2 separate regions of the Mus musculus genome follow, and region 2 is linked to region 1. The links are chromatin loops, found by intact Hi-C in ENCODE. Cell type or tissue: heart. All regions are shown on one strand.

The links. Peaks named below come from ENCODE experiments on the same cell type or tissue, not always from the same donor. Only the 100,000 strongest peaks of a DNase experiment are listed, where the experiment ranks them.
Region 2: a loop joins it to region 1, with 4 times the contacts of the local background. A loop is called at or near these places in 11 of 42 quality-filtered maps.

What each region holds. Positions count from the first base shown.
Region 1 is chr6:108,452,295-108,460,294 of GRCm38, reverse strand. All of the region lies in intron 44 of Itpr1 (inositol 1,4,5-trisphosphate receptor 1), which reads right to left. Gm35165 (a long non-coding RNA gene) reads left to right here. Exons shown (of 5, transcript XR_869349.3): 4 at 5,848-5,938. Among named protein-coding and RNA genes, the nearest start is that of Gm35165, 16 kb to the left of the region's middle. In heart, a CTCF peak has its summit at 3,485; DNase peaks (open chromatin) are centred at 1,924, 3,054, 3,484, 3,934 and 1 weaker place; H3K4me3 peaks cover 823 bases; H3K27ac peaks cover 3,676 bases.
Region 2 is chr6:108,528,845-108,536,844 of GRCm38, reverse strand. The region is part of intron 60 of Itpr1 (inositol 1,4,5-trisphosphate receptor 1); the gene reads right to left. It overlaps Gm44040 (a long non-coding RNA gene), which reads left to right and starts at 1,090. Exons shown (of 2, transcript XR_003956493.1): 1 at 1,090-7,682; 2 at 7,849-8,000. In heart, no CTCF peak of the experiment used is centred here; DNase peaks (open chromatin) are centred at 1,934, 3,844, 4,674 and 5,224; H3K27ac peaks cover 1,661 bases.

The DNA of each region.
Region 1 (8,000 bases):
GGAGGTGGGGGTTGTGGGGGGGAGAGATAAGCCACATGCTAGGACATTAATTGTTTTACCCAAGCAAATGCGCCCCCGCATCTCCCAACTCTTCACACCCATTTTGCGATGAGCTTCACCAGGTATCATCCTGAGGCCACAAAGGTATCCCACAGTGAAACCTGTAGAAGGCTAAAGGGAGCAAAGGGCCAAAGGTGGGCAGGATGAAATGACACAGCCCTTATTCATGCAAGCGCATCTCAACAGAAAGCAATGCAGTCTACATCAGCTCCAGGGGCCTGGGTAAGGGGTCTTCACCCTGGAAAGAGGAAGGCCACGGTCGAGGCCCTGGCCATGGCTCGCTACTCTTTCCTACGTTGACGGGTGTGATGATCTGAGCTATTACAAAAGAGGCATGAAGAAGAAGAAGTCAGTCTGTAGAACAGACCCTCGCGGTCATGCATCTGTTCTGTGTACTTGCGGGGACCATTCATTAACTTAGACCAGCTTCCTGACTCAGAGCTCCGAGCTTCTCAGGGACCTTGCCTTGGAATTTAGAGCAGGACCAAGAATAATCCTTTGTTCACACATTTTCTGTGTCTGTGTGGAGCCCTGGGACTGAGAAGGAGCTCGCTAACCTATCCTTAGGGAGGCAGGCCGTGTGTGTGTGTGGGGGGGGGGGGCGGGGGGAATCTGGGAACTGGATGCCTTTGGGCAGGTCCCTCGCTAAACCCCTGCTGTAGTCGCCTCATCTTCAGGAGGAAAAAGGAGGATTAAGAACTATCTGAGAGGTTTATTGAGAGGAAGTAGGAAATACGTGTGACAACCCCTGCTTCCATGCTATCCCCTCCCACCCATCCCTGCTTTCAACACACTTGACTGGGACAAGTCCACTAGACCATAAAACCCAAAGAAAAATAATCACCCTCTCTCATGCCAAAGACAAAGCAATGTCGAGCTGATGGGAAACCCGCAGTCCCTTGCAGTCATCCCTGGACCACCGCTCCAGCTCCTCTCACCCTCAGACACAGACCTGTGAGACCATCACATCCCCCAACCCAGCCCGCCCATTCACTATGTTGGTGAATGTCCCTGTGGCTTGGGAAGCATCTGACAGTGACATGTACAGATCACCAATCCGACGGAGGTGGTCAGGTTGAAATTACACGGTCCTCATCTTCGGTAGCTCAACCTATTCCATCCCTGGCAGCAGTAGTACGCATCCAGGCAGGTCACTGACCTGAGCCAACTTGGTGCCCTTTAGAAGTACAGAGTAAGGACTGGCAGAGAGCACGAGGATCAGAGGATCACCTAATCCAGCCTCCCACCTGGTGACAGGCGTAGTACCAAAGCTGAGCAGTCACCTCATGCTGCTGCCCGCCCTGCACTCCGTTGCTGCCACACTGGCCTCCTCAGCCATGCCAACACACCCCGCTCCGGGGCCAGGATACCCTTGCTCTTAACCCCATTCCATCTGGAAGGTCTCAGCATCCATGTCTCCTCCGCGAGTGCCCTTCCCATCCTCAAGGAGCAATTCCTTGCTTCCGGTCTCACTCTCCCAGTTTTGCTCAGGTTCCCTAGCCGGCTCACCCACTGGATGGCATACCATTGAAGTCCCTGCCCCAACCCGCACAAGCATTTTGTCCAGTGCCTAGTATTTATTGTCTTAATGAATAAATAACAACCCTAAGGGAGGCACAGTTCCAAAAACCTTAATTCTGGGAATGTGAAAGCTCAAAGTCCCGCTAAATGGGGAAGTGTCCCACCTTGGGGGCGGCTGAAGGGAGGTGTGGAGCTGGCACTTAGCAGGCTTTTGCTTCTAACTCTGGGACAGGTTCAGCCTGGCTGGGGATCTTTAATCTGCCCAGTTAACTGTTAACCAATAGGGCCTCAGAGACACAGCTGCCTGCATCATTAACTTGGGAGCAGGAAGGGCCATCCTTTGTGGGCCCTCCACCTTAGAAGCTGGCTGTCTCCCCAGGCTCCACAGCTACAAACTCCAGGCTCGACAGTCTGTGGGGTCATGTTGCAAGAACATTAATAAAGCCACATTTCTCAAACACCAGCTGCTGAGGGTGACTCCACCACACCTTCCTTCAATTACAGTCCCTCCCCCCCCCCCCACACACACATTTTAAAGTCTTGGATTTTTGGAACAGTTGCGGAAGAATACACATGGCTTACAGAACCACAGGCTTGAGTGTCTGAACCACGCTGATGAAGCAAGCTCAAAATGCAAGCGTAGGGTACTGGTAAAACGCGGAGGGCTACTTTTCCAAGGGATCTTAGTGGACCTTGAGAAATCTAAGTGTGGGCAGGCTCTGAAGTGGCAAGTGGCGCTAAGATATAGAGCGGCGGTCAGCTGTGAACACCAAGAACGTTCTCAGAACTGAGGGCTCCAGATTTGTGTCTGAGGTGACTGAATTGCTTCATATTCAGGATCAAGCTGCTGCCTAGCCCAGTAAAAACCACTGTAGGTAGGGCTTGCCCAGCACAAGCGCAGCAGTAGAGCACTTGCCCTGGGTTCTACATCCAACACCAGGGAGAAAGAGAAAAAAGTCTCAACCACGAAGTTCACTCTCTTGGAAGGTTTCCAAAGGGAAAGTCCCTCAAGTTACTCAGAGGGAAAAAAAAATTACCTACTCAGTCTGGAATCTGGGATGTTTTATGCAGATGTCTGCCGCTCTAGTTAATGAAGGGAAGTCAGCCGGCCTTTGATTATTCAAACAGCTACCTCCAGTAAGGATTGCACAACTCGTAAGCAATGAAGGGGTGGGCTTGACTTTTTAAATTTTTTTTTAACTTTAAAAATCTTAAGCCTGTTTTGCTGGAACTGTCCCCCCCCCCACCCCCACCCCCAACCCACCCCCACCCCCCCCCGCTGGAGTTTTTCATCTCAACTTATTCTTTTGTACTTGTTAAAAGCTTCCGCTCTGCTGAGAGTGTGGACACAAAGTCAGCACAGAAACCTGGGTGGCTTCCCTCAGAAGCCGAGGTGCAGGGAGCAGGGAGCTCTCCCTGGCAGCCACAGGGCTCTCAGCCCTTCCTTCCTTCCTTGCTATGTATCAGAGTCAGGGAGGGAGGGTGTGTGTGTGTGTGTACACGAGCTCTCACACACATGCACTGTTCTCGAGACAGATGGAGGATCAAACCCAGTTTCACCCGTGCCAAGTACACACTGTCCCACTTAGCTAATTCCCTAGCACATGACTTTTTCTATTTTTTTTAAAATGTGTGTTAATCCAACCTGTAACTTTCAGGTAACAGGGGTCATCATTGTGGGACAAACTTCCCTTGTTTTCCTTTTATAAAGTGTGACTCTATTTCATAATAATATGGCTAGAGGGGACAGATGTCATTCAGTTTAGGGCAAGAGCAGAGACCAGGATGTAGGGAAACACAAACAACCGCTCTCCTCCGGGGCAAACTGCTGTGCTAGGAGCAACGGAATCCACCTGGTTCCGGAGCAATCTAGCAGGAGACAGAAAGCTTCCATCCCGCCACAGGGAGGCTAAGCCCGGGCAATGGAGGGAGTGGTTACGAAAAATCACGGGAAAATAGACAGGGGAGGGTGGGAAAGGAGCACCTTAGGAAAAACTCTTCTGAGGCCCTGGGGCTACACAATGGGGGTGTTTGTGGAAGGGAGGGAAAATATTCCTGTTTCCTGAGGCAGCTCCAAGAAATCACGAGTGGGCGTGAGAAACAAGGAAGCGCATGGATTAAAAAGAAAGAAAAGAAAAGAAGGGGGTGGGGAGTCAGGGAAGGAGAGAGCAGGATCCTTGAGAAACAGGGGAATTAAAAAACACCATGGCAACAATGCGGCCCACCTACTACCCCTGGCCGCCCACCCACAGCCTGATTCTTTACTGACGCATTTTGAGAACAAGCTGGTTCCTACCAGCTCAGGAAGGTGAGCAAACCCAGAGCTCATTAAATCCCAGCTCTGCGACTCTTGCCTGCCTGCAGATAGTGAGCAAGGAGGACATAAATAGAAGTTATGTAACAGCGCTTTGTTGATTCCTGTGCTCACCAAAAACATGCGGCATGACCTGGTTTTTCTTTAAAGTTCGCCTTGGCCTGCAGGTTGCCGACTCTAAGGCAGTGAGGAACCATCTTAATGTTTAAACAGCAGGATACAGACTTCCGAGTTAAAAGGAACTCAGGCCAAAGCTAGGAATCCTTGGGGCAAGTTATCTCTGGATATTTAAAAAAAACAAACAAACAAACAAACAAAAAAAAAACCAAGAATAACAACAACAACAAAAAACCAACAAACAACACAATAGTAACAAAAACGGGTGAAAAATCTTGAGATTTCCTCTTAGGACCTTTCCTGATGAAAACTGAAAAACTTGAGGGTAAACGCCCACAGCAGAGCCTCAGGAGAGTGGCTCCTGTGGGTTTTACAGGGAGATGACAGAATGAACAAAGAAATAGAATAGAAAAGAAAGCAAGCATGAGTGCCCCTCGGTATGGTGGAGGAGGAGGTTTATTGTAGATAAAAAGGAGAGAGAGCCCAGAGTTAGAGTATGCAGGCACATCTGGGAGAGTCCAGAGTAGATGTGACTAGACGGAGAGGCACTATTTGAGGAAGGGGGGAGGGGGAAGAGAGGAGATCCATGTGCATCATCCACAAGACCCAAACAGACACCAAGAGCAGGCAACCAAAAAGGCCCAGCCCCTGGACTGGAGAAATTTAAGCTAGGGGGTGGGGTGTGCCAGCCAAGAGGGCCCTGTAACAGGTAAGGATTGAGGGACAGGACAGGCCCGCTTTGACATGTTACATAGCCACCCCAACCATTCGTCCCAGGTTTGAAACCCAACATCTAGTAGCAGAGATCAAGATTTCCAGCTAAGGGCTGGGTTCTAACTACCTTTCAGACACAGGCAGCTGTCTCTCTTTTCCTTAACAGGCAGGACAGTAAGAATCCAGGAGGCTACAAAGGCCTCCCACAAACAAGATGACACCAACAAGCTTTGCTCTGCCAAACCAACAGGCCCTAAAGCCTGGCCTGTTTTGGCCAGGCCCTCCAGTGGCTGAGTCCTGCCTGGGCTCAGTCATAGTCTCTCCTAGGCTTCCTTCTAAGGAGCTGTGCTTACAGGATGCGCCCCTGAGCCAGAAGACTTCTTACTTAACCTGTTGATGCTGTCAGACTGTTTCAAACACTGTTACCATGGAAACTTCCCTAGTGGATTGTTCTTCAAGACAACAGTACAGGTGCTGGTCCCAGGAAGCTTTTCTTGAATCTTAGGATGTACGGTGTAGACTACGGAGACTTTTAAACCCATAATGTAAGGGTTTCAACTCAAATGTTTTCAAAGATCAGACCGGTAGGCATCAGTCAAATGAAGGGTAGGATGTGATGTCCCTAGAGCACAAAGATGGGCCACTTTAGTGCTCCAAGTCTAGGTAAGTTCAGCATTTTGGGCAAGCAAAATCACTCCGGTGGGCTATAATCAGCTCAGCGGCTCTCATTGTACTGTGGGATTTCCTTCCTTATCAGAAGTCAGAGGTAGTCAAAACCTGAGCACTTAGATCAGGCAGGAGGCTGGGGATCAAATGAAAGCAATTAAAGATATCTTTGTCACAATATTAAAAAGGTTCAGATGACTCATATAACGACTAGGACACGAGATGGTGGTTGTTTGTTTTTCGTTTAAAAAGATCAAAGATCAGCAACAAGGATTCATGGTGATTAATCACAAACCCCTCACCTAACCCTAACCGGGGAGGAAAGCAGCACAAGATTCAAGGCAGTGGTAGAAAACGCCTCTGGACAGCCTCTGGTTTGGCTGTGACACTGACTGCAGGGAGTCTTTCTATAAGCCCATTAGCTCCATGCCTTCCCCTGTTCTCCATCCCTGCAGGGAAGCAGCTATTCTCCTGTCTACAGTACAGAGAGTGGGGAACTGGCAGAAACCAACACATCTTCATGTGCCGACGCAGCAACGTTGCCAGGTAACAAATGTAGAAATGTACTCAGAAAACTGTATGTGACAATATGCAACCTCCGCTCTGCAGCTGATAACCAAGAGAGTGTTAAAACACTATGTTCTCTTAACACTTCGGCTTTAGTGTGAAAATAAAATTAAATGGGATACTTCCTCTTGTAAATACAAGGCAGGCATACATCTCACACACACATGCCAAACTGGGAACAGTAGAAGGGGGTTTGTGACACCCCTCACTGGTCTATCCCAGCAATCCCGCTCCACGAGGAGTCCAGAAAACCCCGAGAAATGTAGCGACTGAACACGAGCCTTTTTACGGTGGATATATTCGCCTCTGGCCAGACAGAGCTACGCATGATGAGAAAACAAATGCAAACTGAAGAAAAGCTTATACAACAATATGAAACTGAATGTGCTTCCCTGTGCGGGTTCATGAGTCAACCTTTAAAACTGATTGCCTATGCCAAAGCAGCAAGTGCTTGCTGCTCAGATCAATCAAGAACTATGGCCTTCTCTCACCTCCAAAGATAAAGCAGACACTACTAACAAGGCCATGGTCAGGGTGAACAGTTGACTGACGAACTTCCTGCCTGTGTGACCCAAAGACTGTGTCATATGGAATGTAGGTGAAAGAGTGGGGAGGGAGAAAGACTTGCATTCAAACCTTGGTCCTGACAGCTGGAGACTGAGTGATACTGGATTTACTGGACAGGTGGAGCCTTGGGTTCCTCGTCCGTAACTGAGGGCATCTCATATAACCCAACTGCTTTCCATGCCACAGTTTCACAGGAAAGTCTTCCTGTCACTAATTTTCATTGACCTGGGAACCTGAAACTTGCTGGAGGTGAAACCTGTAACGTGTACAAGTTTTATTTGGCAAGCGAGCAATGCCCAGGCTGAAGGGAAAAGCCTTTCATGGCTTCTTCTTATGTCATATATGACCATGTTTACTGACAAAACAAAACAAAACTAACCACTCAAGCTATCTTCTGAGGTACTAGAATGCCAGAGCATCCTCCAGTGAGAAGGCTCACATGCCATTTGTCTCACCAAAAGATGCAAGGTCCCTAAAGGGGGAATGGACCCATGTCAATGTTAGGAAAGTTGATGGAAGAGTCTCAGAGAAACCAAAACTAAGACGTGTCAGGAAACAACATCTATGCAACCACCAGCTTGCTCTGGCATTCTAAGTGCATTCAACTCTGGGATCCCGTTTCCTCTTCGGCAAATAAAGGGGCCACAGTAGCACCTTTTACATAGGACTGCCACAAAGTGAAAATTAGCTCAGGCAGAAAGAACACCACGTTGAGTTTCTGGCTTCTGGTACTCCTTATTTATTATTAGTTATTATTAGGTTGTTATTAAGAAGTTATTATTAAGAAGAAAAAAAAATGAAAAACTTAGCCCTAAGATATTTCTCCATTGCTTTTGTACATTTATTTCTCTTGGGCTCAGATGAACCTGTTTTGTTCTGTAAGGGACAAGCCCACTTTCCATTTGCCTGGAAGGCTTCCCAAGCCCTGTCTGAAATTGCTTCTATTCTGAAAACTTTCATCCATCCCCTGAGGCAGAGGCAGGGAGAGCTCCACCTCTGGTCACAGTGCCTTAAGGAATGATCCCACCTCGACTGGAGTTGGGTGAAGACCCAAGGGGACCAAGGCCAAATCTTCTTGCCCCACCCAGTGCTCCAAAAACGCTTCTGCATATGCTAGCAGAAGAGGCATGCTCAGTCTGAATGTGATGAGTCAGTGCCCATGATCCCACTCTGTGGGTCATTCCTAGGAACTCAGCGAGACCATATGTGGAAGGTACTCAGCTCAGCTGACACATACACAGTTAGACATTCTTGCCTAACCCAGTTTACTTGCATGCAGGTACAGGGATGGACAATATGTGGGAAGGAGAGGGCAGAAACCTAGGCAGTGCCCCATTTTACAGGGCATCCAAAGACATCACCAGAGTGTCAATCGAGTCTGTTCTCTAAGGGAGACTTTGAAGACAGGGGACAAGATGACCAGGCTTCTCTTAGGAAGTGTCACTGACAATAATGCTAAGAAAGACATGGTAGC
Region 2 (8,000 bases), 77 kb before region 1:
GCAGGTGTTTTTTTCTTCCCAGGTTCAAGTGGAGGAGCTGTTCTGAGAAAGACTCCAGAGAACCCATGGCCTCCTGAGAGGGAGCCCTTCCCTCTCTGCAGTTAACCCAATTGAAAGTGTGCATTCCTGAGGATATAGCTATAGCTGTGTACAGAGAGAGCAGCAGCAGCAGACCACAGATCCTGTGACGCTGTTGTGAAAGTCATAGTTTGTGTTGGGAGGACTGCTCTTGCTGTTTGAGACGCATCCAGTGTTTTCTGACAGGCATGTGGTAGAGCAGGTTACTTACCAAACCCTTTGTTCTTCTATAGAAAGTCTCATGAGAACATGAGGACTTGGGAGTTGGGTGAAGGGTAAAACAGATGGGTCATGGAAGAGAAGGCAAGATCTAGAAAATGGAACTCTTGCTTTGCCCCCAAGTAATCCCTTTCGGAAGATTCTAGAAGTCAAGACTATCTTCAGCTCAGATGGTAGCTGCAACTCTGTGTCTTTTGGCTCACTAGAAACCGAGAGGCCAGAAACACACTGGAGTTCAGTCTTCAACTCCGCAGAATGCTTAGAGGGCGGAGGGAGACGGAACATAACACTTATTTTGACAAAGAGGACATGTAGGGTACCCAGCAGACTTGGAATCAATTGTCTCTTTGGTGAGCAAGGCTGGGTCATTTACGCTGAAGAAGAAAGTAAAGTATTCTTTAAAGTGCATTTGTTCTTTATGCTCCATGACTTTCACATTTATACATTAAACCCCCCTGGAAAGTATATTCCAACTTGGTAAACTCAGTGGATGCCACAGGCTCTGAGGGAGAGGCACACGAGGTCCAGAGGTTTTAGGGCAGTGAAGCTAGCCTGTGTGATTCCGTAATTCCAAACCACATGCCTGTCAGAAAACACTGGATGCGTCTCAAACAGCAAGAGCAGTCCTCCCAACACAAACTATGACTTTCACAACAGCGTCACAGGATCTGTGTGTGTGCTGCTGCTGATCTCTCTGTACATAGTTATAGCTATATCCTCAGGAATGCACACTTTTAATTGGGTTAACTGCAGAGAAGGAAGAAGGAAGGAAAGACAGGAAAGGGAGGAGGTGAGACTCGATACATGGGAAAATGTGCTTCCTGCTCCATTTCTCTATAAACCTAAAATTGTTGAGAAAAATTTAACGAGAGAGAGAGAGAGAGAGAGCGAGAGAGCGAGAGAGATATCTTCTACCTGGAATTTCATTGCTACCTCAAAGAAGCTACCAATGAGAATCCAGTCAACCTAAACCACAGATGTTGCTTTTTCACCACTTCTATACACGTCTACCACAGATTTGTGACAGTAGAAAGAGCAAAGGCCTGGATCAAAAGCTAGGCAGAGTTAGAGGTGTGACTTTCTCTATCCACACAGGACAGAGTGAGTCAGCTCATTTAGCTCAGGATTTCCTTTCTTCTCTCTGTCTCTCTGTCTCTGCCTCTCTGTCTCTCTCCCTGTCTCTGTCTCTCTCTCTCTCAAGAGCTTACTAGCTATTGCACTTGGTGACAATAAGGATCAAGTAGCTGTGAATGTGTCCCCTAAAATGGATGGTAATTGTATAAAAGCATTATAAATCAATAAAAAGTCATTTGCTCAAGGTCACATAGCTCACATGGAGGCAATGCTGTAATCTAGATATCAAGACTCCTACCTAAATTACTTTCTTTTTGTGCGATAAGGTTTTGGAGCCTCTGTTTTTCTCTTTGACCAGAGGTTTGTCCATGCTGCTTACAAGTTGAGGTGGGAGTCTGGCCGTTTGTGTGCTCGGAATGACATGACTGAAACAGGCACATTATATAATCTCCAGCTGGGCTGTGATGACCTGTTACCGTTCCTAGACTTAGTTAATAGTTGTTCTTGGATGATACAGCACAACAAAGACCAGCTCGTGCCAGCAGAGAGAACCGCACCCAGTTCTGATGAAATTCCCATCCACGGCCAGCTGCAGAATCACCCTTTCAAGTCAGTCTGGGGCCACAGGTGGAGTGTTCCCTGGGCACCCATAGCGACTGTGAGAAGGCAGAGTTCAGCACTGGGAGTGACTTGCCTGGGTCCTGGGCACCCGAGGCTGCCACGTTGAGCAAACCAGAGGTCAGGGAGGAGAAGGAGGTAGGCCAGCAGCCTGTGCCAGGCAAGGCAGGACTGGCCCCCTTTGAGACTGTTAATAAGAGACAATCTGGCAAAAGTCACACTTTTCTGGAATCCAGCATCCAAGCTGGCTTCTGACCTGCTGCTAAGGCGGCTTCCCTTGCAGTTTTCACCAGCTAAGGGCTGACCAGAACATTCCTGGAGTTGGAGATGGAGACCGTGACAATTTTCAGCAGTTTTGATTCTTTCTAGAGTCTGTAAGTTTTTAACGTTGACATGGTTGACTGAATCCAGTGCTTTCTTCTTTGCTTTGATGCCTAATCTGATAACCAAGGTTCTAAAATCTTTTCCCCCAACCAGCAGAAAGTCCTTCCGTTCATTCACCTTTGAACAGACACAGACACAGAGCTAGGTGTGGTGGCATATGCACTTGGGAGGCAGAGACAGGAAGATATTTATGAGTTCAAGGCCAGCTAGGACTACACAGACCGTGTCTCAACACACGTGAACCCACATACAAGTACACACACACACACACACAGAGCTAATAGCTGTCTCATGTGCCATGGTGTGCTTTCTGAGCTCTTTCAGCTGGGTTGACAGAACAGAAAACTCAAGATAAGCTTTGTTCAGGATCATTGCTTTGTAGCTATTCTGAGGGCAGGCTAGGAACACACTACCAGTCTTCCTGCCCACAGTTCTCAAGGAACTGAAGAGCTGGTCTGTACCTACTGACCTGAGAGTGGTGTGCAGGGATGGTGCCACCTCTGAAGAATGCATATCACATGCAGGCTCCCCCATCCTCTCCAAATCACCTATCCTACTCTCTAAATATTCACAAGCCCGAGTCTCCCCTGATGCCACTTTGAAAGGTGGTACCCAAGTCTTTTCCCTTCCCCATGTTCCCTGCAGGCATTCACTATAAAAAGACAGGTTTTTAATTTCCATTGTGTGCACTTGATAAAGACAGTCCATTTCAGAGTATTTTACAGGTTGAGTTTTATATCTCTTATACCTGTTTATCAAATATATATATATATATATATAGTATGTGTATATATGGCTGTATACTGTGGTAGCAACATGATACTACTAAGTGGTTATATCAGACAAAGTTGGTATTTGGAACCATCAGGAATGAATGCAGGAGTTAGGGCAAAGGAGTTACAGATGTTGCCTGAATGGGTGGCAGCCCAGTGGACTGTGTGATGGATGAAAAAAAATGGGAGGGGGGCTGGGTATATATTTTTTCTTTTTGTTTATTAGCTTTGTCTTGTTGGGTGATGTGTAAGTAAATATTTACTATACGCATATAAGCATGTGCTCTCTTGGGTGGTGAACACTCTCTCCGTGGCTCTATCCAACCTTTGTTGGTGTGACCCTGACGCTCTGCGGCCTGGAAGACCAGTCAGGTGGCTCCACTCCCCATGTTCCCCTTCAGCATCTCAGATCCTTTAGGGCTCTACTTTCTGTCAGAAAGGCTGTAACATACAGACTGGGGAAGATGCAGAGCATGCTAGAGCTGTATGCAGAAATGCAGGCCTGATGCCGAGTACATCCCAGCACCAGAAAGGTGTCCATGAAGTGCACAGGAAGGGAGGGGGGTGGCCCCACCCCCTCTACACCAGAGGACAGAACATGTTATGAAGTTAGGTGGGGAAACATAAGCTCAGCAAATGTTTTGTGCAGCTGCCACGGACAGGAACCCAAGCTCAAGCCCAGCGGGTGGGGTCAGAGCCTGGCTGGCTGGCTGGCTGGCTGGGAGGTGCACTGAATGGTGCTGACACACAGTTTCCAGCCCCTGAGAAGGCAGTGGCCAAATCCCTCTCCACTTCTCTTTCACCCTGATATTCTTGAACTTGGACGTGGTGTAACCTCGCTCCAGGGGGCATTCTGGGAATGGTATTTAGAGGGCAGCACAGGCTGTCTCCTCCCGTATAGGAGCTCAGGGCTTTTCACCAATGCATATGGCCTCCCAGGTTAGGCACAAAGTTGTTGCTATGGCACTGAGGACCGAAACACTGATATCGCTGCCCCAGGAATTTATCGAGACACTCCCTTCCTCCTAGCATCCTCCCTTGATTTCCAGAATCAAAGTCCAAACTGTATGCTTGAATGGAGCAATGGGATGTCACTGTCACATTTCCAATGCCGGGACAAAGCGGAGTCTGTCAAAACTCAGGTAAGACAGGTCAGGGTGGAGCTGGCTGCATATCCTGCCAGGCTGTGTCTCTCAGTTATATACCTCACATGGGCTCTCATTCTCATTTCCCTCCTGGAGTCTCCCCTGTGGCTGTGACATTTGAGATGCATTTCCCTATGCTGGGCAGCCCTTGCTCCACAGCCACCCAGAACCTTGATTTATCTAGGTATTATCCACGAAGAGTCTCCCTGCCAGTCCTTGGACTACCCTTGGCAGAAAGAAGCACTGTCCCTGCACTGGAGACACCACTGGAGACACTGCCTGTCTGCAGACTCCAGAGTGCAGGCACTCCTTCAGGTCAAGCAAAGTGCACAACTTGGGCCAGTTCTGCTTTAAGACAGAAGGGAGTGACACCCACGCAGAGGCGGGCACTTACTCCCCATTCTGATCTCTTAACCTTGCTAAGAGTAGCTTTCTGTTTACTTCCTGTGTCTTCTTATCGACTACAGACAAACAGGCTGAGGCCAGCGCTCCTCTCGCTTCCCAGTTTTCTCACCGTGGTCCCTCAGAGACCTTTTGTACTGTATACTTTGTTAACACAATTTATTTGCTTGGAACATTCCTTGACCAGACCTTTTCAGGAAGAAAAAAAAAAAAAGATTCTCACCTAGCTTCTGATACAGACTGCATTAGGCTCTTAAGGAAAGCCTCTACCAAGAATGCAAAGCAAGAGTCCCTCCCCTGCTGGGCAGACACTCTCCACTACCTGAGAGAGGATTAACAAAGAGTTCACAGCGGTGAGAAAGAGTCAGCCAGTCAGCGTGGGGCTTAAGGGTTGTCAGAGCAGACATTCTCCTGTCTGATTGTCACTGGGTGAAGCGCAGGGCCTGAGTCACCTGGGTGTGGAAGCTGGTCCGCCTGGTGGTTCTGATGGCTCCTCTCCCTTCTTGCTCTTAGACTCCTCTCTCCCCCAACCAGATCTGGCCACCAAGGACTATGCTTCGGTGTCTCAAGTGTAAGTGGTGGTAGAGGTGTTTATCATATATGTCAGATAAATTCTTTACCAGAGCTGTACACTCCCTGCCCTACTTCTGTCATATGGACACTCTCTAGCACTTGAGGTGGTCACCTGGGAGCCAGGCTGGCTATGCACAGCTTTGAGCATTAAACCCCATCTAACCACAAAGCTCAAGGCCTGCTGATTTATGCATTAGCCAGCCAGCATTACCCAGGAGATCCTCTTTCCGGCTCTCCTTCCTACCCCCCCCCCCCCATGGGGCCTTTTCTGCCTTTTTAAAAAGTGATTAATTCCACACCACTAGGGAGATGAAGCAGCCAGATGACAAAGGCTGCAGGCTCCTGACCCCAGGGCTGTGTGCAGGTGCACAGACTGCCCCCCCCCACTTGCAAGGGAACCTAGATGTGTGGGTGGGGCCACTTGAGGCTGAACTGGGGCCCAGCAGCTCTGGTCCAGCTGTGTGACCCTGCAGAGGCTGCTTTACCCGGCTGAGTTCTCATTGGTGAAGTGTTTATATTCTGCTAGGTATAGGATGGGCGAGATGCTGCACCGGAGGGTGATTAATGATAACCTAGGACAGGCAACCGCTATCCAATCAGCCCTGCTGTTGCCAGTGTACTCTAGCCGCTGTTCAGGTCACCTGGGGAAACACATTCTCCTTAGCCACTGCTGGGTCCTAGGTGACCCCAATGTTTGGCTTACCGCACCAGGACAAGTATTTTACATATCAAAGCAGATCTGGCCTTCAGGTTCTCCCAGCATCCTTCAGTCCTAATTTGGCACACCCAGCTGGCAACCTTGAATTTTCCAGCTGAGCTGCCTTTCCCCCAGAGGTTCTTCCTATATAATCCAGATATTTTGTTCTCGTGTTCTCTCTCTCTCTCTCTCTCTCTCTCTCTCTCTCTCTCTCTCTCTCTCTCTCTCTCTCTCTCCTTCTCCCTCTCCCTCTCTCCCTCCCTCTCCCTCCCTCCCCCTCCCCCTCTTGGGGCCGGTGAACTCACCTGAGAGCAGCTTCCCCATAACCCTGCGTACATGATCTAATCTGGTTTGAAATGGCTCATTTCATCGGCAGGATAGAAATAACCTGTCTATCACATGCTACCATGGAGGAGAGGCACTCAGAATAGCCCAGGATATTCTATCCAGTCACCCTACTGTCTATGAAGTTCACTCAGAAACACTTCTGGGGGGGGGGTATCTAAGATTATGAGGTGGAATTTCAAGATACATAAGTGAATCTGTGTTTAGTTAGGAAAAGAAATTCATCATTCATTTTTTAAACAAAACACCTTTCCTTTTAATGTTTTTTTTTTTTTTTTTTTTTTTTTTTTTGTGCTTCTAACATTCAAGAATTCAGTCTTCTCCCTTGAATACAGCAGAAAAAAGGGCAACTGTATCTTTCTGGGAATCATATATTTTGTCTCTTACCTCTAATGTCCCCACTTATGTAGTATTTACATCCTCCTGGGCAGAAAATTCATAGTGAATTCCTACCCAATAGTATCACCTTAACCTTACACAAGCACAAATCCTCAGTTTGGTGGGCACAGAACAAAGCCACTGGTGTAGAAATTATATAAAAGGGCATGCATATAACTGTGGAAACACATATGGAGATCCAGATTAACAAAACTCCTTAGGCTACTACCATGACTGGAGTTCCTATGAGAAAAGGCAGCCCTATCTATCTATCTATCTATCTATCTATCTATCTATCTATCTATCTATCTATCTATCTATCTATTTCTATGCTGCCAGGGGCTATATGAGGTCACAGCAGTCATAGCTTGCCTATGACAAAGATGACATCATTTCTATATATTAAGCTGCATATGTATTATAGGGGGCAGGGAACAGAAGAAAGCAAGTTTCTCCAGACTTCTGAGTCACAGCACTACTTACCATTGGGGTTGCAACCGAAGGTCAGGTCTACTAGTGAACCGAGAGTAACCCCACAACTCTAAGACCATTTCTCTGAATTGACAGAAACACCACTGATACTAGAGAAAGGGGAAGATACTGTTTTGTTTTGTTTTTTTTCCACATAGGAAGCTATTAAAATCAAGATGGCTTGGTGACCGGTGACCATTAGCTGGCAGCCAAGGTACCTCCCACAGGGATGGGACTACAAGGAAGCTCCCTTTGGCTCTTCTGTCACCATGTGGCCTTCCGTCTGCTGGCTGCTGTGCTTAGGCTTGCCCACCAGCTGTTGCCCTCCACACCCTCCTGCCACACTCTGGGTCTTATCTGTCTAGTCCCAGATGGGTGTGTGAGGTAGCATGAACCTGAATTTGTATAAGTCCCAGATGGTCAATGGGTTACCGATGTCCTATGACTTGCTGGGGATTACATGCCTATGAAAGAGCAGAGCTGGCACTCAGACCAGGATCTTCTGTCCCCACACCCTGTCTTTGGGTAGGAATGGGCTCTGTGGGAAAATCAACTGATGAAACAAGACAAGGGATGACCAAAAGGAGAGAGATGAGGATGCAGGTCATGTTGTACTTAAGTGAAATTTAACTTGTGGGCAAATGGCTGGGAATTTCTCAACTACAAGATAGTTTCCTTTGTTTCCCCCTAGGGATAGCAGAAAAGCACAACTGTCCTCGATGGAGAGGAAGAACCTTGTTACCTTGACTGTGGGCCATTTCTTGACTGAACTAGGGAAGGTGATACGGCTAACCTATTGAGCCTGTCCTCAAACTCCTGCAATCTTGTCTCCACATCCTGAGG